Regions from separate parts of the Homo sapiens genome. Here region 1 is linked to region 2. A link is an interaction called in ENCODE POLR2A ChIA-PET data of the cell type or tissue named here. Cell type or tissue: Panc1. All regions are shown on one strand. Each heading gives the region's core, and the rest is flanking DNA. Links, peaks and the distances in the headings are about the cores only. Region 1 holds the start of LOC105376646 (a long non-coding RNA gene). Region 2 has its middle 21 kb from the start of ACCSL.

Region 1 (11,677 bases), core at 2,951-7,950, 500 kb before region 2:
CCAGGTAGGAACCTGGACCTCTTTCATTAGCTGTGTGACCTTGGGCAAGTAACTTAACCTCTCTGAGTCTGTAGAATAGGGTTGCTGTGTGCCTGATGCATAGTAGGTGTTCATTAAAATGACCATCCCTGTCCTTTGTTTCTACTTGAAAAGAAGTTTTTGCTGCCTGGTGCCATCCATTGCCAAAATCCATGGGCTCCTTCTTTCCCTAGCAATAACAGACTTTAGGAAAGTGAACAAGTAGCATCAGTAGCCACCAGGCACTGTGCTGGGTGTTTCCATCACTGCAGAGGAAACTGAGCACAGAGAGAGACGAAGTCAGTTGCTCAACATCACACAGCAACTAAGAGACTAAGGAGACTCAAGTCTAGATCTGTGTAATTCCAAGACCTTGGTCTCTGCAGTCCACCGTGCCATCTGCCTCTTCTTATGATTCACAGACTTCAGACTCAAAAGATCAGAGGCATTCCGACAGGAGAGTAAGAAAGTGGCAGTGGCAGGGAAGAGGCTTTGGGGCCTCAAGAATGAGGGCTCAGGCTGGTGAGGCCTGGTGGAGCAGAGGAGGGGAACTCACGGTGGAGAGGGCACCAAGGTCAAAGTTTGTCTCCTCATAGCTTTGCAGAGGGAGGTCCCGCACCATGCTCCCGGGTGACTCACATGAAGTGCGTTACCGGGGGAGGATCAGGCTGGGGCTGGTAGGGAGCTGAGCTATCCAGGAGGAGCCAGGAATGGACCCACACCTCGGACATTCATCTGCCTGGCCCTTTGCTCCCTGGAGGGCAAGGATTTCTCCTTTGCCTTTGGGGGAAACTGGGCACCAACTGTCAAGCTCTAGAATTAGAGGAGTCTTCTCTGAGCCTCAGAAAGCTTGGTCCCCTACCCCCTCCAGGCTGGCCACAAAAGGAGGGCTTCCATCCTGGGAAAGGACCCCTTCCCCCATGCCACTTGATTGAATTCAGCAGAGCCTTTTATTTCTAATTCAGGAAGTGTCCTGACAATAAAGACATCATCAATATATTAACTCACCTCTTCAAAATTTCAAGCACATTCTAGGGAGAGATTTTCCAAACGGAAAACAAAACTGCAATAAAGTGAACAATGTGGTCCCAGCTGTCGTTGCTTTTATGATCGGGCTTTGAGAGGACGGCACCAGGGGAGATGAGAAAAAAACTCGCAAAACAACCCGGAAGGGTGAACTCCCACTGTCAAGACGTTCATTCCAAAATCGGCCTCCACGCCTGGGCATTGCTTCATTTCCATCTGCCTTTGCAAAGAAATTGCCAAGAAGCAATGGCTATTTGCTATTTGTTCACAGTGGCCGTGCTTTTAACCCTATTGACAACCTTGTGGAAAGGCATTCCAGTGCATTCTGGTATCTGTGAGGTTGCTGGTATCTGTGAGGCCTGTTTTGTTGCACACAGGAGCTGTACTAGGATTTATTTGTGGGACCTGGTTCAATTCAGGGCTCACAGTACGCTGTGGAGGAGACAGGTCTCTCCCCATGACATAGGTGAGGAAAGCTAAGGTTTGAAGAGGGACTGGCTTGTCCAATGTCACACAGCTAGAAGGCAGCAGGGTTGGGATGGGGTCCCAAGGGCTCTGACCCGAACCCCCTTGCTGAGAGGAAGCCAGAGGGAGGCGATGACAGAGGAGCGAGGCCCCTGAGGCTCTGGTTTTGGTGGAACTATCAGGGCCCCTCCAGCCCCACACCTTCCTTCACCTTCTGAGTCAAAGTGGAACCAATTTCTCCTTAGTGGGAATTCACGAATTCACACATTCACTCAACAGATATTTACAGAGAATCTTCTAGAAGCCAAGGCTTGTGCTAGTGCAGGGATGGCATCATAAATAAAACACCAAGTGTGGAAAGGTAGCAGGCAGGCCCCCGGCCTTACTGAATTTCAGGGGTCAGGCCCCTCCCACCTGTCGCCCCCAGGGCCCTTCTTGAGGATCTGCCTCAGGTTCTTCTCCACGCAGGAGGAGCAGCCCTCAGACAGGGGTGGGCCGAGGCTGCTGGGGGAGCCTTTGCTGGCTCCCCTTATTGCTCCCCACACCCCACCCGACGTCTACCCCAGATCCTTATGGTTTCAGCTCTGTCTGGGATAGGCCTGGGGCAAGGGAGCCCCCAGAGAGCCTGGGTCAGCTCGGATGAGGGGGCGGGGAGGAAAGCGGGTCGAGCAGAGGTGTGTTTTGAAATCTGCTTCCTTTTGGCCACGCTTGAACTTCCAAGCGGCAGGGTTTGACTGACAGGCGGGGAGAGGGAGAGCCTGCTCCCCACGGAGCCCGGGGCAGAGATGGAGGGGCTCTGCAGGGGCTCAGGCCCGGGGGGCTGCATCCTCTGCCCTTCCTCCCCCTACTCTCAGCAGGGCCTGGAGAAGGGGGTGGGTCTGGGCTCCCTGAGCCCAAAAAGGCCAGGGTTGGGGTGAGGATCTTGGGGTCAGAGACAGAAAAATCTCAGAATCACAGCAGGTCTGAGCCCCTTGGAACGCGTCTGACCACAAAAACAAAAGCACCATCAACAAGGACGGGTATCATTTACTGAACTCCTGCTGCTCATTCGTCAAAAGCTCAGAACATTGCCCTGTGTGCCTCGTAAATGCTGTAGGCATTTGTGAACCAGTAAATAAGGGGAGCCCTGGGACTGCCATTTGTCCTTCCCTCTCAGAAAGCGAACGGATGGATCCTCTACTTTTCCCTGGCCCTCCCCTGTGTCTCGGGGCTGACTCCTGCCAACTGTTGATATATTTCCCAGGCTCCTTTGCCCGCCGGCTTCCTGTTAGTCTTGGCCAATGGGAAGAACTGGATGGAGATCAGCGGGCGGGGCGGAAGGGAGGAGCCAGGGTCTTCCTCCTCATTTCTCTCTGCTTTAGTGGCAACTTGGGAAGTGGTTGGGTCACCGCCAGGGTTCCAGCTCCCATGGGCAGCCCCCTGCCTGACTGTGGTTCCGGTGTCCCACACCTAGTCTGGTTCCCAGGCTTTGGGTATCGGCACTTCCTCCCCGGTCTCTGGAGTCCCAGGTTGTCACAGCTGCCTGCCGCTGCTTGTCGGTGGGTGGCTCACCATCCCCGGTCAGGCCTTTCAGCTCCTCCAACACCTTCCGAACTAGCTCCCTATATCACATGCCCTCTGTTGAAATACCTGACTTGAGTTCTGGTTTCCTAGCTGGATCTTGACTAAGAGAAGCCCCTACTATGTGCCAGGCTGGGATCCCTGCCTTCAAGGAGCTTACAATCTAGTGCGGAAAGGGACGTTTGTCAAATCATCCCATGAATATGCATAAAAGTTCAGACAGCACCCAGTGCTGTGAAGGCCACTGTCGGTGAGGGAAGACCCTAGAGAGGAGGCTTGATCTCACTTGGGGCCTGGCAGGCACCTCGAGGAAGGGATGTATCTAAGAGGTAGTGTGTCTGATGCTCTGTGTACACCATTTCTCAACCTTGGGGCAATCCTGCAAGATCAGGGTCACTGTCCCCATTTTGTAGATGAGGACATGGAGGCCCAGCGAGGAGCACCCTCTGTTGCAGCCTCAGGATCCCGGGGAGACTGGCTGTGACTGGGACTCGGGTCTACCCACTCTTTGCTGCCTACTGTCTGGGACTGACATTTTGCAGAAGAGGGAATCAGCCTAGAGAAGCACAGTGACTCCTCCAGGGCCACCAAGCCAGGGGAAACCAGGTCACCTCGTCCTGGTGTAGATCCTGAAGGCTGCCTCTGCCCTGTGAGATTTCCCATGTCACTGCTCATTTGCACACTCAGCGCTTCCTCCTCCTCCTCCCAAGCTTCCTTCCAATTGGCGGCTGAGGCAGCATCAGAAACCACAGTGCTGGGCCCAGTGCCAGAGCCTCCCCCTCAGTGACCCCCTTCCCACGTCCTGAGTTTCTGAGACTAGCTCTGTCCAGGGGGAAGCTTTTCCAGCCCTTTCGAGCCCACGTGCACTCGAGAGTATGTGTGAAAACGTGCACTTACCTGGAGCATGTCTTCCCTGTGGTGTGCAGCGAGGGGCAAATAGGGCCCTCTCTAAGATTAGCCCCCAACCCCCGCCCCCGACACACACACACACTAATTTCCACAAGTATGGGCAGGACTTTCTGCTGAAGTCATCACAGATGGGTGGAGTTCGGGGGTGCTTGGTATCCTGGGGGTTTTCAGGGCAGTGTAGCCCCTGCACCAGGCGCTGCGTGCCTGGGGAGACACCAACAGCTTGCTGGCTAGGTGGTGGCCAGGCAGGGACAGAGAGCAGGCCCAGAGGGAGCCGGGGAGGCAGGACTCCAGGACATCTGGGCTGGGGGAAGGTGGAAAGTGCAAAATATCCGTGCAGGAGGTGAAGGCCTGGATGTGTAAGGCCCTGAGGTCTCTGACAGGAAGTGAAAACCTCAGGGAACTGGAAGCTTGGCTGGGAACAGGCCGTGAGAGGGAAACTCGGCCACACGGAGAAGCCGGCCGAGGCCTCCTTGAGCAGATGGGGATACTGAGGCTGAGGCAACTGCTTTGCTCAAGGGACTGGGAGTCTTTTTTATTTTCCACCCCACCGTTCCTAGATTAAAGCCAGCTGAGAATATTGCTTCTGTGACAGCCCGATTACCTTGGCCTAAATTTTCTAGTGGGTGAGGAGAGGCAGCACTGTGCTAACATAGCCAGCTTTTTTTTTTTTTTTTTTTAACTTTTTTAGTGACAGGGTCTTACTCTATCACCCGGGCTGGAGTGCAGTGACACAATCAATGACTTGCTGCAGCCTTGAACTCCTGGTTTCAAGCAAACCTCCTACTTCAGCCTCCTGAGTAGCTGGGACCACAGGCATATGCCACCACACCTGGCTAATTTTCCAATTTTTTGTACAGACAGGATCTCATGTTATTTAGGCTTGTCTGGGACTCCTGGCCTCAAGCAATCCTCCTGCCTCGGCCTACCGAAGTGCTGGGATTACAGGCATGAGCCACTGCACCCGGCCACCAGCATTTGTTAAAGTCTCACCACGGATCAGGCTCTCATCTAAAAAACTTGAAGTTGTCATTCTGTGTCCTTACAGTAACCCCTCAAGGTAGGTGTCACTCTCATCTCCATTTTACAAATGAGAAAAGAGGCTAACTAAGGGAAGTTAAAGAGCTTGCCGAAGATCACATAGCCAGAATTTTAATCCGAGGATCTGGAGCCTCTTTTGCGGTGCCATCAAAGGCTTGCTGGCTCCCCCTGGTGTGCCCTCAAGGCAGCTGCCTGTGACTGTCCTGTAGGGGAAGCTTTGCAGATAGGGGACCTTTGTAGATCGTCGATATCCTGGGCTCTGCGCATGCTGTGGTTCCTCTGCCTGAAATGCTCTTCCTGCCTCTTCTTCTTCTTCTTCTTCTTCTTCTTCTTCTTCTCCTTCTCCTTCTCCTTCTCCTTCTCCTTCTCCTTCTCCTTCTCCTTCTCCTTCTCCTTCTCCTTCTTCTTCTTCTTCTTCTTCTTCTTCTTTCTTCTTCTTCTTTTTTTTTTTTTTTTTGATACGGAGTCTTCCTCTATTGCCCAGGCTGGAGTGCAGTGGCTCAATCTTGGCTCACTGCAACCTTCGCCTCCTGGGTTCAAGAAATTCTCCTGCCTCAGCCTCCCGAGTAGCTAGGACTACAGGCGCACACCATCATGCCTGGCTAGTTTTTTTGTATTTTTAGTAGAGACGGGGTTTCACCATATTGGCCAGGCTGGTCTTGAACTCCTGACCTCGTGATCTGCCTACCTTGGACTACCAAAGTGCTGGGATTACTGACGTGAGCCACCGCGCCCAGACTTCCTGCCTCTTTTCTAGTGTCCTGGCCTGCTTTGGAGCTCAGTCTGAAGTTAGCTCCTGCTTTGGGGGTTACCTCCCCCTGAACTCCAGGCTAGGCTGGGTTTCCCTGTTTTTCCTCCCAGAGCACCTGTATATCTTCTTTGTAGCATTCATTCATTCATTCATGTTTCATTCAGTAAGTATCTACTCAGAGCACATGGTAAGTCAGGTGCTGGAGACAGAGCACAAAGGGGTCACAACTCCCACCCTCGTGGTGTGCACTGTCTAGTGGGGAAGACAGGAAAACAAAGAAATGCATAACCTTGTACCAAATACTCATACTCCTACTTTTTGAAAAATCAGGAAAGGGGATGGAGATTGATGGGGTGGTATTTTAGACATGGGGGTCCGGAAAGGTCACTCAGAAGAGGTGACATTTGAGCAGAGATGTGAGCAAAGTGATTTGTCATAGCATGCCTTAATTATTCTCTGAACTTCTGTCTCATGCCTGTCTTTTCTACTGGGCTATAGCTGAAGACAAAATATTTGCCAGTCTTGTTCATGAAGGTATTCCAATGCCTAGAACATTGCTTTTGCACATAGTAGGTGCTCAACAAACGGGCCTTGCACACAGTAGGTGAGTAAATGAGTGAGTGAATAAATGAATGAATGAATGAATGATGGAGGCAGAAAAATCTTTGCAGGCTCAAGTGCTAACTCTAGTCCTGTGCTCCACAACAGTTGCAGACATGTCAATCTCCTCCTCAAAGCCTCCCTTTCCTCCTAAATAGGGAATTAATGGGGAGCTTGACCGATCCTTTGGGACAGGTGTTAAGAATCTCAACTGGTTAAAAAATCTGGACCCAAAATAGATGATTAAGAGACCCAGAAGGCAGTGGGGCTGTGAGGACGTGGAGGGCAAAAAGGCATCCAGTTTGCATTGCTCCAATTCCTCCCCAGACAGCCAGCCTCGATGGACTGTCTGTAGTCCACACTTTTTTTTTTTTTTTTTTTGAGACTGAGTCTCGCTCTGTCACCCAGGCTGGAGTGCAGTGGTGCAATCTCGGCTCACTGCAACCTCCGCCTCCTGGGTTCAAGCGATTCTTCTGCCTCAGCCTCCCGAGTAGCTGGGACTACAGGTGCGTGCCACCACACCCGGCTAATTTTTGTGTTTTTAATAGAGGCAGGGTTTCACCATATTGGCCAGGCTGGTCTCAAACTCCTGACCTCATGATCCACCCACCTCGGCCTCCCAAAGTGCTGGAATTACAGGTGTGAGCCACCACGCCCAGCTGTTGTCCACACTCTTATTTGAGCCAGAGTACCCATCAGGGAGGCTGAGGTGGTGGGAGAAGGCTGCTTCCTGACTAACAGCTGTGCCAACTCCAGAGCTGCAGGTCCAGGCAGGCAGGGACCTCAACCCCAGCACAAAAGGATGTAGAGGGGTAGGAGGCCAGGGTGACTTGGGAGCCAGGGGCTTTATCCTACCAAAGGAAAGGATCTCTCCTGGAGCGAGGTCAGTGGAGTGGGTGTTAGCGAGGGCCTGGGCTTTAGGGAGGCTCATGGATGACCCAAGAGTTTCATGCCTGAAGGCTCCTGTGCTCCCCCAGTGAGAAGGATCAAAAGTCCACCTGCAGGGTCTCAGCATTCCCTAGGTCCGCCCTCCAGAGCTGAGACCTAGCTGAGAGAGAGGAGGTGTGAGAAGAGCTGAGGGGCCTTGGAAAGAGTGTGGGACATCCTAGAACCCTGGCTCAGCCACCTGCTGGCTGTGACCCTGGCGGGGCATGTCCCTTCTTTGGATCTCAGTTTTTCCACTCTGTAAAATGGGTTGATCATCATAAGGCTGACCTCACCAAATTGCTATAAGGATCAAATCAGAGGACATATGTGAAGTCCCATTACTGTGCATATGTGAAGTCATATCACTGAATCTATGGGATGCCAGACTCAGAAAAACAGTAGCAAGGGAAAAAGAGAAAACTTGTTCCATGTTTGCTGATTTTCCCCAAGGCTGGTGCTTCACGGACTTGACAAGCACTTTTGTATTTTGGAATCAGACAGACCTTGGTTTGAATCCTAGCAAGTGATTCTCCAAGGCTCAGTTTTCCTGTCTATGAAATGAATGGATGAACACAGTCAGTAATAAAATACTGAAATGCTGAGCACAGCCCCTGGCTCATAGTAGAGCGCAATAAATGGTTTAGTTAATATCACAGGTTAAAGACGAAGAATAAGGGGGATCCCTGCCTTGATGGACAAGGAGAAAAGCAGGGCCCTGATGAGGGAGCCCCGCACTGCCAGGATGGAGCAGGAGTGTCAAAGGAAGCCTTCCAACAGCGGTGGCACAGGCGCCAAGGCAACAAGGAAGGGTGGGAGCTCTGCAAGGCACCGGGCACTCCAGGCAGAAGGACCTGTGTGGGGAAAAGCAAGGCAGCTGGAAAAAGCAAGCGGAGCTGCGAAGGCGCCAAGGTATAAACACAGACCAAGAGCCAAGGGTGGGGCCGGTACAGGGGGTCACTGGGAGATGCCAGCACCCTCCACCCAGGCGTCCTTCGGGGCCAGCCAACCTAAGGAAGGAGGCCAGGCCTCACGCCCCTCTGTGCCTGACCCCTAGCCACACTGCCCTGTGGGGCCCGGCCTGGTTTCCCCTCCACTGCTCAGGGCGGAAATCCAGCAGGGGCAGCCAGGCCGACATCCAACCCTCCCACCGCAGGCCTGGCCTCAGCCCCTCTCCGGGCCTTTAACGAAGCCATAAATCCCCCGCAGGGCCGTGGGAGGGGCGGCGGCCCTGCACATGTCCCGGCGGCCGGACAGAGGCCGGCATCTCTGGCTGGCGGTGACTGAGCGCCCCGACACCCCATCACTCATTCCCCGCGCCCAGCTGCCCCCGCCTCGGCAGCAGCCCATCCATCTCAGCCGGCAGCTTTCAAGTCCGGCCCCAGGCCCCTCTGCTTAGTGTTAAGATGAGCCCGGCTCACGCGGACTGTTCTTATTTATCTGGAGGTTCGTCCCACTGTGGCCATCACTCTGCGGGGCGGCCCCAGTTCCCGGGACAGGCCCCCAGAATGCGATCCTCCTCCGTTTCCTTTCCCGCCCCCACCTGGCAACGCACAGAGAAGGCCTGCAGCCCGAGGGCGGATTTGTTTCAGTCGCAGGTCGCTGGGCGTTTTGACCTCTGCTGTTTTCTTGGAAGGCTTTCAGCAGCCCTTTGAGGCATCAGTGTCCGTGCTCTGTAGCGGTGGAAACTGAGGCACAGAGAGGGAAGCTCAGAGTTCTCCTGGCTGTCTGGCTCTGATGCAGGACCAGTGGCCAATCTTTGGCCAAATCCTGCGAGGCCTCCTGGGGCCTTTGCATGGCTGCCTTGCAAGTTTGGTCAGATCAATTTTCGTCCAGCATTCTCTGCTACACTGCAAAGTCCTCCAGGGCAAGGATCCACTCACGGAGGCCTTGCTGGACTCAGTCATGGGAAGGGGGAGATTAGTGTTGGGGTTTTGGGCATGTTATGCATTGAATGTTTGTGTTCCCCCCAAATTTACATGTTGAAGCCCTAACCTCCAATGTGAAGGTTTTAGAGGTGGGGTGTTTGAGAGGTAATTAGGTTGAGATGTGGTCATGAGGGTGGAACCCCCATCTTGGGATTCACGTCCTTATAAGGAAAGGAAGAAACACCAGAGTTACACCTCTCTGTCTCTCTCCTTGCCACTTGAGAACACAGTGAGAAGGTAGCCAGGAAGAGAGCCCTCACCAGGAACATAATCTGCCGGCACTTTGATCTTGGACTTCTAGCTTCCAGAACTAGGAGCAATAAATGTCTGTTGTTTAAGCCACCCACCCTGTGGTGTCTTGTTAAGCCAGGCCAAGCTGACTACAACAGAAGGGTCGTTCTGGAATCAGATAGAACTGAAGCCCTGACTCTGCCACCTCCCAGCTTGGGGGGAATCGTTGATGTCTTAGTCACAGTTCCTCTTCTGCAAAATGAGCACAAGTGCCAGAGCCCTCCAGGTCACACATGCAAACTTCCAGGAGCCATGTGGGTCTGTCAGGGAGCTCCATGAAGGCCCACAGCTTCATTTATGATCACCATCACCCTCTCAGGGGTGCTTGGCATGGGGTCCTCAGAGGGCAGATGGCCTTCTGGGTTTAATCTTGTCATCTCAACAGTTCAGGGGCCCTCGCAGACCAGACATATTTTGCCTGTGGTCAAGGAATCCAGGCTGGGCAGAGTCTTCCATCTTGGAGGCGACTGGAATTCTGACAGCCAAGCATGGAAGCCACAGTCATCTCTCAGAGGATGACCACCTGTGTCTTTGAGGAATAAGAAGGGGGAAATAAATTAATTATTACTTTAAAACAAAGTTTGTTCAAGAGATAGAAATCTTTCAAAACACAGGATAATAAAAGCCACCTCCCTTGGGGAAAAGTCTGGGAAGCTCTAACTTGGTCCTGCCCCAAGCCCCACACCCCCACCAAGAGCCCTCTGAGGGGCGGTCTCCATTCTACAGGGGAAGATATTGAGTGTCAGAGTGCTGACCTGACTTGCCCCAGGTCACACCTTTAGAGGCCAGGCCAGGCCAGGCCTCCGCTCTGCAGAGGTAGGGCCCTTGGGCAGGAAGAACTGGCCTGGCACAGGCTTCAGGCAGACCCGCATCCCTGCCTGGCTCTGCCACCTGCTGCTGAGAGATTTTGAGCAAATCACATCTCCTCATCAACCAAGATGGTGTGAAACCACTTGAGTGAGTTAAAGCACTGTTCTCTAGGTGACAAGGCTCTAGTGCACATTTTCAGAGATGGGGTCTGGTTCCTCCTGACCCCCCAGGTTCTGGTGTCCACGGTCCCCAGTTCCCACAGCCTCCTTCTGCAGCCCCTGATGCCTGTTCTAGGGGCCGAGGGCTAGAGGTCTGGCTGCCAGGGTGAGGTGGTGCTTCTTAGAATAGGGTCCCTTGTCTTCTGCTGCTTCCCAGACATGGAGATCTCTTTGATCATGGAAGATGGGCTAAAGATGCTTGTATCTTTGAATTTTTGGTTATAGTCCTTTTGGACCTCGGGACATGGAAGACAGAAGAAGAACTGGCTTATTCATGGGGAGGCAGCACAGACATCCAGGCTGCTATTTTTACACTTGGAAAATGGATGAGAGGGAGGTTGGTTAAATGATCTGTTAGGAACCTCCTGGCTGAGGGTTGGCTGCAGACATCCCTGGTGCATCTCCTGCAGGAGGCAGGCTTCTCTGGGTCCCTGTCCACCCAGAGGATTGCAAACCCCACAAAGCCCAAGCCCAGAAAGATTTGAGTGACCAGCCCCTTAGAAAAATCAGGATCAGAGAAGGAAAGTGGTTTACCCAAGACCACACAGGATATGAATGGAGAAGCCCAGGGAACAACCCAGGTGTCCCGACCCCAGCCCAGGGCTCACCCACTGCACCATGCCATGTGCGTTAAACAACCTGATTGTTGAATGAATGAACAAATGAAAGTTCATTTAGAAGCTCTAATCACCTCCCTCTCTCTTCTCCCTTATTCCCTCCCTTCTTTTTTTCTTTATTCTTTCTTTTCTCCTTCCTCCTCTCCCTCCTCCATTCTCTTTACACACACACACACACACACACACACACCCCAAATGTCTGCTCTGGGCCAGGTCTTGTCTTGGCTACTGGAACACTAACTAGCTGACCACATGCCTGTCCTCTGGTGACTCTCAGAGAAGTGGGCAAGATCCTCTCAGAAGCCCCCAGACCTTGCTGGGTGCCTGGGAGTCCCTGATCTCCCTGGAGCCCAGCCTTGGCTGCCTTCTCTCTCTTCTGCAGGTCACGCCCAGGATGTGAAGGGGTTAAAAAGCACAGGGCAGGGCAGGCCCACGCTCACTCATTTGGCCCAGCCACCTATCCAGGCCACTTCTGGGGGCTTGCAGTGTTTCTTTTTCTCTTCCTCCTCTCCTTTTTTT
Region 2 (11,677 bases), core at 2,728-7,727:
GAGCTTGACAAGTGCAGTGGGTGGTCCAGAAGCCAGTGCCATGCTGCAGAGCAGCTCAGACTGCAGAGTGACGAGAGGACATGTAGAGAGAGACCCTGGAAGGTGAGGCATCTTGCATATCCCAGCCCCAGCAAAGCACCCATTAGATTGCAGCCACATAAGCAACCTTGGCAATGCCATGTGAAGCAGAAGGACCCCTAACTGAGTCCCATTCAGCAACAGAATTGTGAGAAATAATACATTATTGTAGTCTTAAGCCGCTAAGTATGAGGACAGTTTGTCACACAGCAATAGAAATTTGAAATAAAACCCTCAGACCCAGATACTATGATAATCAGTCCCATTTCACCGATGCTGACTCTGAGATTCAGAGAGCTTGAGGGAATTTCCCAAGATTGCCCCTGAGTAAGTGAATGTGGTGGCCGTGAAACATGCACCTTGGATCTCCTGCTGGAGGGAGTTTAATTGACTGACAGCCCCCGCGACTGTCCACCTGCATCCGCCACCATCCACACTAAGGCTGTGTCTTCTCCAGGGCTGCCCCCAGCCAATAAATGAGCACAGCCAAGGTACTAGCACAAGCCTCTTCCTAGGAGACGTGAATTCCTCCATCAGTCTACTTTGGCTCAAAGACTCCCCATCAGCCTGACTCAACCTTTCTTGGAAGTGTGTGGCAGTGCAAGACTCTTCCTACCTCAATCCCCATCCTTCTGTCTTCTCTCCCTGGGTCACACAGTCTGAAGGCCCTCCCACCTCCTCCTGCTCCCTCTCTTTCATCCATTGCAGGTGTTTCCTCCAATAAATATATTGCATTTCTAATCCCACCCAGTGGGAAAGCTAAGATTCAAGCCCATGGAGCCTCTGTCTTGATGCTTTCCTTTGTTTTCCTCGAGACACTTTTCCTCCTAGGAAAAACGAGCATCTTCAAAAATCAATACCATCCAGATCTCAGAAGTTCTAAGGCCACAGGAAAGGAAAACTTCAAAGACAAGAAAAACAAGGTGCAGGAACCTCAGCAGATACCCTGGGGGAGCCGGACTGACATCTGGGTCTTCAGGAACTGATGTGATCCAGGAGCCTCTGCTGGAAGGGATGGCAGGGGGCAGGATGACGTGCGAACGTTTATTCTCTGTCCTGAGCTCTTTACACACATTATCTCATGGAATCCTCCTAACCATTCACAAGCCAAGTAGTACCATTCCCATTTTACGGAGGACATGAGTCTCAAAGAGGTGAAGCAGGCTGCCTTGGGTCACACAGCTAACACAAGGCAGGGCTGAGACTTAAACCCCAATGGAGGGAAACAACAGTCAGGTGCCTTCCAAATCCTGGGTGTAAATCCCTGCCTTTTGTGTGTTCCTGGGAGGCCTTGGGCATGTTGCTTAACCTCTCTGAGTTTCAGTTTCCCCGTGTATAAAACTAGGACCCTCCTTGTCTCTTCCTCCTAAGAGCATTGTAAGCATAGAGAATGAGTCTTGTGTGATCATGTGTTAGATGTGTTAGTCAGACCTTGACTCCCACCCCAGCCTCCAGACCAGCCAGTTTTCCATTACACTGAGTTGTTTCCATCCTATTGACACAAACAAGATAAGAATTTTTTTTTAAACCCAAACTCCAGGCTGATCACAAATTACACAAGAGTTGATGTCCATGTCTGATTCATAATCTGGTGTTGCCTTCGTTTCTATAAAAAAAACAATACATCAACAACAAAAAACCAGATAAATTAGCAAGGGACACACAAAAATTGAAGGCTCCAAGCCAGGATCCAAAAAAAATCCCCTGGATTCTTTCCCCATGAGGGGAGGTTTTCCACAGGGACGCAGTCCTGTGCCTTGGCTCAGAGACTCATGCTGCTTTCTCCTTGAAAAAGCTCCTGGGCTAAAAATAGCCAAGCAGCAGGCGGCCCCTTCTGGGGCTTGGAGAATAGGCGGGGAGGGATGGAGGGGAGGGGGCCTAGGCTTCTGGACGTCTGTGTCCATGAGAAACAGGAGGGAGAGTGGGGCTCTACAATCTGGGGTTTTAGGGAAAGGTGGGGAGAAGGGGCTTTGTAGTGAAGGGGAGAAAGAAATGGGTCAAGACTCCTCAAATTTGTTGAGCCAGAGAATCCTGAGGAATCACTACTAGTGTTCTCAGATTTACTGGGGAGAGAGAAAAGGGCCCAGGGAGAGACAAGTAGACATTGATAGACCAGGAAGAGAGAGGCAGGTCACCACTGTCACTAAGCAAGGAAAACCAGGGGGAGCCCCTTTATACTAAAAAAAAAAAAAAAAAAAAAAAAAAATCAACCAAAGAAACAAGCAAACATAAAATAAAATAAAATAAAATAAAATAAAATAAAATAAAATAAAATAAAATAAAATAAAATAAAAACAAGGCCCAGGGGACCCTGGTTTGACTGTTTGACATGAACCCAAGTCAATGGAGTCACTTCCAAGAACCTCATGTTATACAAAAGTTATCCCCTTGCCCTTTCAGTTCTGTCCCAGGGACCCCTGCTTAGATTCCATTCTTCTTTATCCTAAGTGATCCCTTAGCCAATCCAAGATCACACTGCTCCTCTGGAGGGCCAACTCACCAAGCAATCAGGCAAGGATGTAAGCAGAATCGGGGGCTCTATGGAACTTGGGGTTATGGACTCTTTGAAATTAGAAGGTATCTTCCAGATTATTCATACTCCCTTGTTTAGGCCTCAACATGCAGATGGGGCAGCTGAAGTCCAGAAAGGGTGAGTAGCTTGTCCAAGTCACCCAGCAAGTGTGCCAACTCCCAATCCAGCACCACCTCACTGCATGAGCTGCCAGTGATTCATTCTGACCAGGACTTCATTCATTCAGCAATAATGACTGAGCACCTACTCTGCACCAGGCACTGTTGCAGGTGCATAGGTATCCAACGGTATACAGAGAAAGCCTCTCTGATAAGGTAGCATTTGAGCAAAGGTTACCTGAAGGCAGCAAAGGGTGAGCCATGAGAATATCCAGAACAGTCTAGTCAGGGGCAACAGCAAGGGCAAAGGCCCTGAGGCTTCTCATGTTGAAGGAACAGCAAGAAGCTGGATGGCTGGAGGGGAGTACTCAGAGATGAGGTCAGAGACAGAACAGGAGGGACCTGCAGGCCTCTGGAAGGATCTTGGCTTTCTCCTAGAGAGGCCAGAAGCCTTTGTAGGGTTTTGAAGAAGACTAGATCTAATTTAGCACATAGAAGGATCCCTCTGATTACAGTGTGGAAAAGATGCTGTTGCAGAGGCACAATGGCGGGGCCAGATAGGAGGACATCATAATAGCCCCAGGGCAAGGTGGTGACAGTGTGCTCAGCATGATCACTGCCCGGGAGTGAGAAGTGGTTGGATTCTGGGTGGAGGTCAAGCCTACAGGATCACCACACCCCAGCCCAGCCTGAACACACCTGTTCTAAAGGACACATCCATTCCAAACTTATTCCAAACTTATTGTTTAAGCTAACTCATTTTTCTACTACTTTGTGGCTTACAAAACATTCCTCCTGTATGATTCCACATGACCCTCATCACAAGCCTATGACATATGTGGAGAAGTCATTATTACTCTTATTACCCTTATTTTACAGACAAGGAGACTGAGGCACAGACAAGACTGATGAAACAAGGCTAAGTCCCTTGGGCAAGGCTGCTCTATCACACAATCCAGGATTTGGGTGCAGAAGCTTTGTCTGCTGACCCCTGGGTAAGGGCTCCCTGTGCCACACACTCTGCTCAATGAAGGTGACGCAGGGATGACTAGAGGATGCTGGCAGACCCATGGAGCAGCTGTAATAAATTTGGTTTATGGCTGAGCTGTCCCAACACAGCAGCTACTAGTCACATGTAGCTGTTTAAATTCAAAATGTAAAAATTAATTCTTTAATCATATTAGCCACATTTCAAGTGCTAAATGTGGCTGGTGGCCACCATACAGCACAGCACAGATAGTAAAACATTTCCATTATCAGAGAAAATTCTACTGGACAGTGCTGGTACAAATAACCTTTCCTGCCCACTCCAACTCTAACTCCCAATGTCAGAATTGAGGGCTTGTGGGTAGAATGTGGTGCCATGCCAACTTCCACTACTCTCAGCTTTTGCCCTGACAACATACCACCTGCACCATATCTTACTTATCTTAATAACTGATTTTAGATGGACTCAATTTTTTTTAAGAGATAGGGTCTCACTCTGTCACCCAAGCAGGAGTACGGTGGCATGATCATAGCTTACTGCAGCCTCAAAATCCTAGGCTCAGGCAATCTTCCCTTTAGCCTCCTAAGTAGCTAAGACTATAGGTGCATGCTACCATGCCCAGATAATTTTTTTGAGAAGACTTGTAGAGATAGAGTTTCACTCTGTTGTGCAGACTGGTCTCACACTCCTGGCCTCAAGTAATCCTCCTGCTTTGGCCTCCCAAAGTGCTGGGATTACAGGCATGAGCCGCCACACCCAGCTTAGATCGATTGACTCACTTTTTAAGCTTAAATATCTATTATATATATGCCTTGTCCTAAGCACAAAGTCATGGGTTTGGTGTACAAATTATGCATACACACAAACATGCAGGCAAAGTTGTTGAATGATGATCTATATATTACCTTAAATTATCTCATTATTGGGAAACACTGGTATGGTGGAGAGGCATGGGCTTAGAAATCAGAAAAGGACTTCACCATTTAACCAGTTGTATGCCCTTGGGAACATTTCTTCACCTCCTTTAACCTTCACCAATCTTTAACCCTCAGTGGGGCTGAAAAAGGGGAAAGAAGAAGGAGGGGAAAGGAATTAACATTTGATGAGCACTTACTCTGTGCCAGGCAAAATGCTAGGTTTCACTATAAAGCTCTCTACCTAATTTTCATAGGAACTCAGCTGGTCCTTTATTGGAACATTTACTTTACATATAAGAAAGCTGAGGCTCCAAGATTTAAAAAGCAAAAGCAGAACTGGAAGATTCTATAGGCGGCTATGAAAAGCTCCAATTTATTTCTGGGAATCTAGAAGTCCACATGCATGTTCAGAGGCATGCACATACCCATGAAAGATCTAAGAAGGCCCACATCTCTCTCCTCTGGCTGACCTTGAGCCTCTGCCCAAGGAAGTAAAGGCTAAGGCAGAGTTGTAGACTGTCTGCCAGAGCATTAAAGACATGCCCCAATGAACACAAAATACCTCTTGGCAAAGGCTGAGAAACTTATTGTATCTAGGCGTTTAAGGAAATCTCTGTCCAATCATTAAAAGACCAGTAAGCTAACAAGCAGACTTCAGGGATCACGCATGATAAAGAATATAGACTTTAAAGAATTAGTCGGCTGGGTGCGGTGGCTCACGCCTGTAATCCCAGCACTTTGGGAGGCCAAGGCGGGTGGATCACTTGAGGTTGGGAATTCGAGACCAGCCTGACCAACATGGAGAAACCCGTCTCTACTAAAAATACAAAATTAGCCAGGCGTAGTAGCACATGCCTGTAATTCCAACTACTCGGGAGGCTGAGGCGGGAGAATGGCTTGAACCCAGGAGGCGGAGGTTGCAGTGAGTTGAGATCATACCATTGCACTCCAGCTTGGGCAACAAGAGTGAAACTCCATCTCAAAAAAAAAAAATTAGTCTAGATAAGTCACTAAATAAACAAACAATGACAATAACAAACCCTAGTGAAGGGACAGAATCTGATTTTCAGAGTTGCCACATTATGTTATTTTAGATGTCCATATTTCAATTTAAAAATTACAGGACACACTAAGAAACAGGAAAGTATGGCCTATACATAAGAACAAAAAGCATTCAATTAAAACTATCCCTCAGAATGCCCAGATGTTGGATTTACTAAAGACTTTAAATCAGCTATGATAAATATAGTCAAATAACTAAAAGAAGTCAAGCATAAAGAATTAAAAGAAAGTAATGAGAACAATGTCTCACCAAATAGAGAATATCAATAAAGAGGTAGACCTTTTTTTTAAGGAAGCAAATAGGAATTCTAAGTTAAAAGCACAATAGCTGAACTGAACAGTGTATTAGAGGGGCTCAACAGTAGAATTGAACAGATAAAATAAAGAATCAGAAAACTTGAAGATAGATCAATTGAGATTGTCCAGTCTGTTTAGCAGAAAGAAAAAAGAATAAAGAAAACCAAACAGAGACCTGTGACAAACCATTAAGTATACCAGTATATGCATAATGGGTGTCCAAGAGGACAGACAAGGAGGTAGAAAGAATATTTGAAGAAATAATGGCTGAAAACTGCACAAATTTGATGAAAATATTAATCTGCACACCCAAGAAGCTCAACAAGTTCCACTTAGGATAAATTCAAAGGGTTGCACACCTTGACACACCCTAGTCAAATGGTTAAAAGACAAAGAAAAAGTCTTGAACACAACAAGAGCAAAGTTACTCATGTACAAGAGCCTCTTAATAAGATCAGCAGTTGACTTTTCATCAGAAACTATGGAAAGCAGAAGGCATGGGGATAACATATTCAAAGTGCTGAAAGAAAAAGACTTTGAACATGAATTGTATATCCAGCAAAACTATCTTTCAGAAATGAAGAAGAAATTAAGACATTCCTAGATTTTTTTTGTAACTGAGAGAATTTATCACTAGCAGACCAATCCTATAAGAAATACTAAAGGAGTCATTTAGGCTGTATGAGCTAGCCAGGAACTCAAATCCACATGAATAAATATAGAGTATAAGTAATCACATAGGAAAATATGAAAAACAGTTCAAAGATATGTTTTTGTTTATAACTCTTATTTTACTATCTGATTTAAAAGATAATGGTATAATTCAATAATTACAAAACTGTTACAGTCTTATCATGCATAAGGATGTAAGTTGTATGCCAACAATAGTAGAAAGGAGAGGGACAGCAATGAACAAAGTTATGTTAAAATAAAGTTTTTGTATAGTATACTATTGAAATTAAGTTGATACTAGTACAAACTAGATTGTTTTAAGTTAAGGTATTAATTGTAATTCCCAGGGCAACCACTAAGAAAGTAATTTTTTAAAAAAAGTGAAACAAGAAGCAAGTTAAAATTATATATTTAAAAATATCCATTTAATACAAATAGGGCAGCAATGATAGAATACATAGAGAAAAAGACATAGGACATTTAGAAAACAAATAACAAAATGGCAAGTGTAAACCCTACCTAAACGGTAATTACAATAATGTAAATGGATTAAATACTCCAAGCAAAAGGATAAGACATATCATCCAATTATATGATGTTTATAAGAAATACACTTTAGAATCAAACACATAAACAGATTGAAAGTAAAAGAATAGAATATTTACTATGCAAATGTGCCTAAAAGAGAGCTGGAATTGCTATATGCAAATGTAAGACAAAATAGACTTTAAGACAAAATCATCATTGGAAACAAAGAAGGGCATTTTTAAATAATAAAATGATAAATATATCATAAAAACATAACAATTCTATGCATCTATGCACCCAACAAACAGCCCCAAAATACATGAAGCAAAAAATAACAGAAATGAAGGGAGAAATAGACAATTCAATAATAACAGAAACTTTAATACCTCACTTTCAATAATGAATATAACAACCAGGCAGATCACCAGCAATGGAATAGAACATTTAGACAACATATAAACCAACTAGATCTAATGAACATCTATAGAACTCTCTATCCAACAACAGCAGAATACACATTCTTCTCAAGTGCACATGGAACATTCTCCAGGATAGACCATATGCCAGCCCATAAAACAAGTCTCAATAAATTTAAAAGTATTTTTTTCTGACCACAATTGAATGAAATTGGAAATCAATGTATTAGTTAGGGTTGTCCAGAGAAACAGAAGCAATAGGATGTATACACACACACACACACACACACACACACACACACACACACACAGAGAGAGAGAGAGAGAAAGAGAGAGAGAGATATACATGGGAGAAGATTTATTATGAGGAGCTGGCTTATGCAATTATGGAGGCTGAGAAGTCCCATAATCTGCCATCTGCAAGCTGGAGACCCAGGAAAGCTGGAGGTATAGTTCCAGATTGAGTCCAAAGGCCTGGAAAACAAGGGAGCCAGTGATGTATATCCCAGTCCAAGAGCAGGAGAAACTGATGTGCCAGCTCAAGTAAACAAGCAGGAAGCAAAAAAGTGAATCCCTCCTTCCTCTGCTTTTTGTTCTATTCAGACCATCAGTAGACTGATGATGCCCACCTACACTAGGGAGCACAATCTACTTTATTGAGTCCACTGATTCAAATGCTAATCTCATCCAGAGACACCCTCACGGACACACTGAGAAATAATGTATAATCTGTATACCCATTGCCCCAGTCAAATTGACACACAGAGTTAACCATCACAATAACAACAGAAAATTCAGGAAATCCACACATATGTGGAAATTAAACAACACACTCTTCAATAACCACTGGATTAAATAATAAATTACAGGGGAAAGTAGAAATGATCTGAGATTAATAAAAGTGAAAACACAACATACCAAACTTATGAGAGACCACTAAATTAGTACTTAGAGGAAAATTTATAACTATAAACATTTATATTTTTAAAAAAGAAAGCTCTCAAATAAATAACCTAACTTTCCACCTTCAGAAATTAGAAAATTAAAACCAAACTTCATCCACAGCAAGCCAGAGGAAGGAAATAATAAAAACTGCAGCAGAAATAGAGAATAGAAAAAAAAAAACAGATAAAATCAACAAAACTAAAAGTTGGTTCTTTGAAAAGATAATGAATTGACAAACCTTTAGCTAGACTGACCAAGAAAAAAGAAAGAAAAAATTCGAGTTACAAAAATCAGAAATGAAAGAGGAGGACATGAGTACCAATCATACAGAAATAAAAAGGATCATAAGCGAATACCAGAAACCACATACGCCAAAAGATTAGATAACTTAAATGGAAAAATTTCTAGAAAGACACAAACTACTCAAATTAAATCAAGAAGAAATAGAAGATCTAGGTCGGGTGTGGTGGCTCATGCCTATAATCGCAACACTTTAGGAGGCTGAGGCAGGTGGATTGCTTGAGCCCGGGAGTTCAAGACAAGCCTAGGCAACATGGCAAAACTCTGCCTCTACTAAAAGTATAAAAAAGTAGCTGAGCATGGTGGTGTGCACCTGTAGTCCCAGCTACTTGGGAGGCTGAGGTGGGAGGATCACCTGAGCCCAGAAAGTCTGCAGTGAGCTGCAGTGAGCCATGATGGTGCCACTGCACTCCAGCCTGGCCAACGAGAGTGAGACTCTTTCTCGAAAAAAAAAAAAAAAAAAAAAGAAGAAGAAGAAATAGAAAATCTGAATGGACCTATAATAAATAAAGAGATTGAATTAGTAACCAGAAAACTTCCCATAAAGAAAAGCATAGGCCCAAAATTCTTCACTGGTGAATTCTACTAAACATTTAAAGAAGAATCAACACAAACTCTTCCAAAAACAGAAAAGGAGGGAACACTTTTCAACTCATTTCATAAGGCTTGAATTACCCTGATATCATAGCCAGACAAAGCGATCACAAGAAAACTACAGACCAATACCTCGTATGAATATAGACACAAAAATCCTCAACAAAATACTTGCAAACTTAATGAAGCAACAAATAAAAATAGGATAAAACACCACAACCAAGTGGGATTTATTCCAGGAGCGCAAGATTGTGTTAACATCCAAAAATCAATCAATGTAAGCCAGAGCAATCAGACAAGAAAAGGAAATAAAGTGCACTCAAATGAGTAAAGAGGAAATCAAACTGCCTCTATTCACCAATGATATGATCGTATGCCTAGAAAACCCTAAAGACTCATCCAAAAAGATCATAGATCTGATAAATGAATTCCGTAAAGTTTCAAGATACAAAATCAATGTACACAAATCGGTAGCACTGCTATATACCAACAGCAATCAAGCAGAGAATCAAATCAAGAACTCAACCTGTTTTACATAGCTGCAAAAAAATAAAATACATATGAATATATGTAACCAAGGAGGTAAAAGACCACCACAAGGAAAACTACAAAACACTGCTGAAAGAAATCATAGATGACACAAACAAATGGAAACACATTCCATGATCACAGATGGGTAGAATCAATATTGTGAAAATGACCATACTGCCAAAAGCAGTCTACAAATTCAATGCAATTCCCATCAAAATACCACCATCATTCTTCACAGAACTAGAAAAAACAACCCTAAACTTCATATGAAACCAAAAAAGAGCCCTCATAGCTACAGCAAAACTAAGCAAAAAAAAAAATCTGAAGGCATCACATTACCTGACTTCAAACTATACTATAAAGCTATAGTCACCAACACAGCATGGTACTGGTATAAAAATAGGCACATAAACCAATGGAACAGAAGAGAGAACCCAGAAATAAAGCCAAATACTTACAGCAAATTATCTTCAACAAAGCAAACAAAAACATAAGGTGAGGAAGGGACACCCTATTCAACAAATGGTCCTGGGATCATCAGCAAGCCACATGTAGACAAATGAAACTGGATCCTCATCTGTCACCTTATAAAAAAATCAACTCAAGGTGGATCAAAGACTTAAATCTAAGACCTGAAACCATAAAAATTCTAGAAGGTAGCATTGGAAAAACTCTTCTAGACACTGACTTAGGCAAAGAGTTCATGACCAAGAACCCAAAAGTAAATGCAACAAAAACAAAGATAAATAGATGAGACTTAATTAAACTAAAAAGCTTCTACACAGCAAAAGAAATAATCAGCAGAGTAAACAGAAATCCACAGAGGGGGAGAAAATTTTTGCAAACTATACATCCAACAAGGAACTAATATACAGAAGCTACAAGGAACTCAAACAAATCAGCAAGAAAAAGAACAAATAATCCCATCAAAAAGTGGACAAAGGACATGAATAGACAATTCTCAAAAGAAGATATACAAATGGCCAACAAACATGAAAAATGCTCAACATCACTAATTATCATGGAAATACAAATCAAAACCACAATGCAATACCGCCTAACTCCTGCAAGAATGGCCATAAATAAAAAATCAAAACATAATAGATGTTGGCATGGATGTGGTGAAAAGGGAACACTATTACACTGCTGGTGGGAATGTAAGCTAGTACAACCACTATGGGAAACAGTATGGAGATTCCTTAAAGAACTAAAACTAGAGCTACCATTTGATCCATCAATCCCACTACTGGAGGAAAAGAAGTCATTATATGAAAAAGACACTTGCACACACATGTTTATAGCAGCACAATTCACAATCGTAAAATACGGAACCAGCCTAAATGCCCATCAACCAACAACTAGATAAAGAAAATGTGATACATATACACACACCATGGAATACTACTCAGCCATAAAAAGGAATGAAATAATGGCATTTGCAGCAACCCAGATGTAGTTGGAAACCATCATTCTAAGTGAAGTAACTTAGGAATGAGAAACCAAACATTATATGTTCTCATTTGTAAGTGGGAGCTAAGCTATGAGGACATGAAGGCATAAGAATGATACAATGGACTTTGGGGAGTCAGGGGAAATGGTGGGAGGGGGGTGAGGAATAAAAGACTATGCATGGGTAAAGTGTACACTGCTAGGGTGATGGGTGCACCAAAATCTCAGAAATCACCACTAAAGAACTTATCCATGTAACTAGATACCAC

Evidence for each region. Peaks named below come from ENCODE experiments on the same cell type or tissue, not always from the same donor. Only the 100,000 strongest peaks of a DNase experiment are listed, where the experiment ranks them.
Region 1: POLR2A ChIA-PET joins it to region 2 with 16 read pairs; 2 of 35 experiments call an interaction of 5 or more read pairs at or near these places.

Annotation. Positions count from the first base shown.
Region 1 is chr11:44,517,200-44,528,876 of GRCh38, reverse strand. It overlaps LOC105376646 (a long non-coding RNA gene), which reads left to right and starts at 2,811. Exons shown (of 5, transcript XR_931232.1): 1 at 2,811-3,398; 2 at 4,839-5,038; 3 at 6,269-6,374; 4 at 7,942-8,206; 5 at 9,899-10,050. RefSeq lists an enhancer at 1-240. In Panc1, for the core only: a CTCF peak has its summit at 5,184 (motif pointing left); a DNase peak (open chromatin) is centred at 5,139.
Region 2 is chr11:44,020,665-44,032,341 of GRCh38, reverse strand. It overlaps a transcript of ACCSL not described here. Among named protein-coding and RNA genes, the nearest start is that of ACCSL, 21 kb to the left of the region's middle. In Panc1, for the core only: no CTCF peak of the experiment used is centred there; no DNase peak of the experiment used is centred there.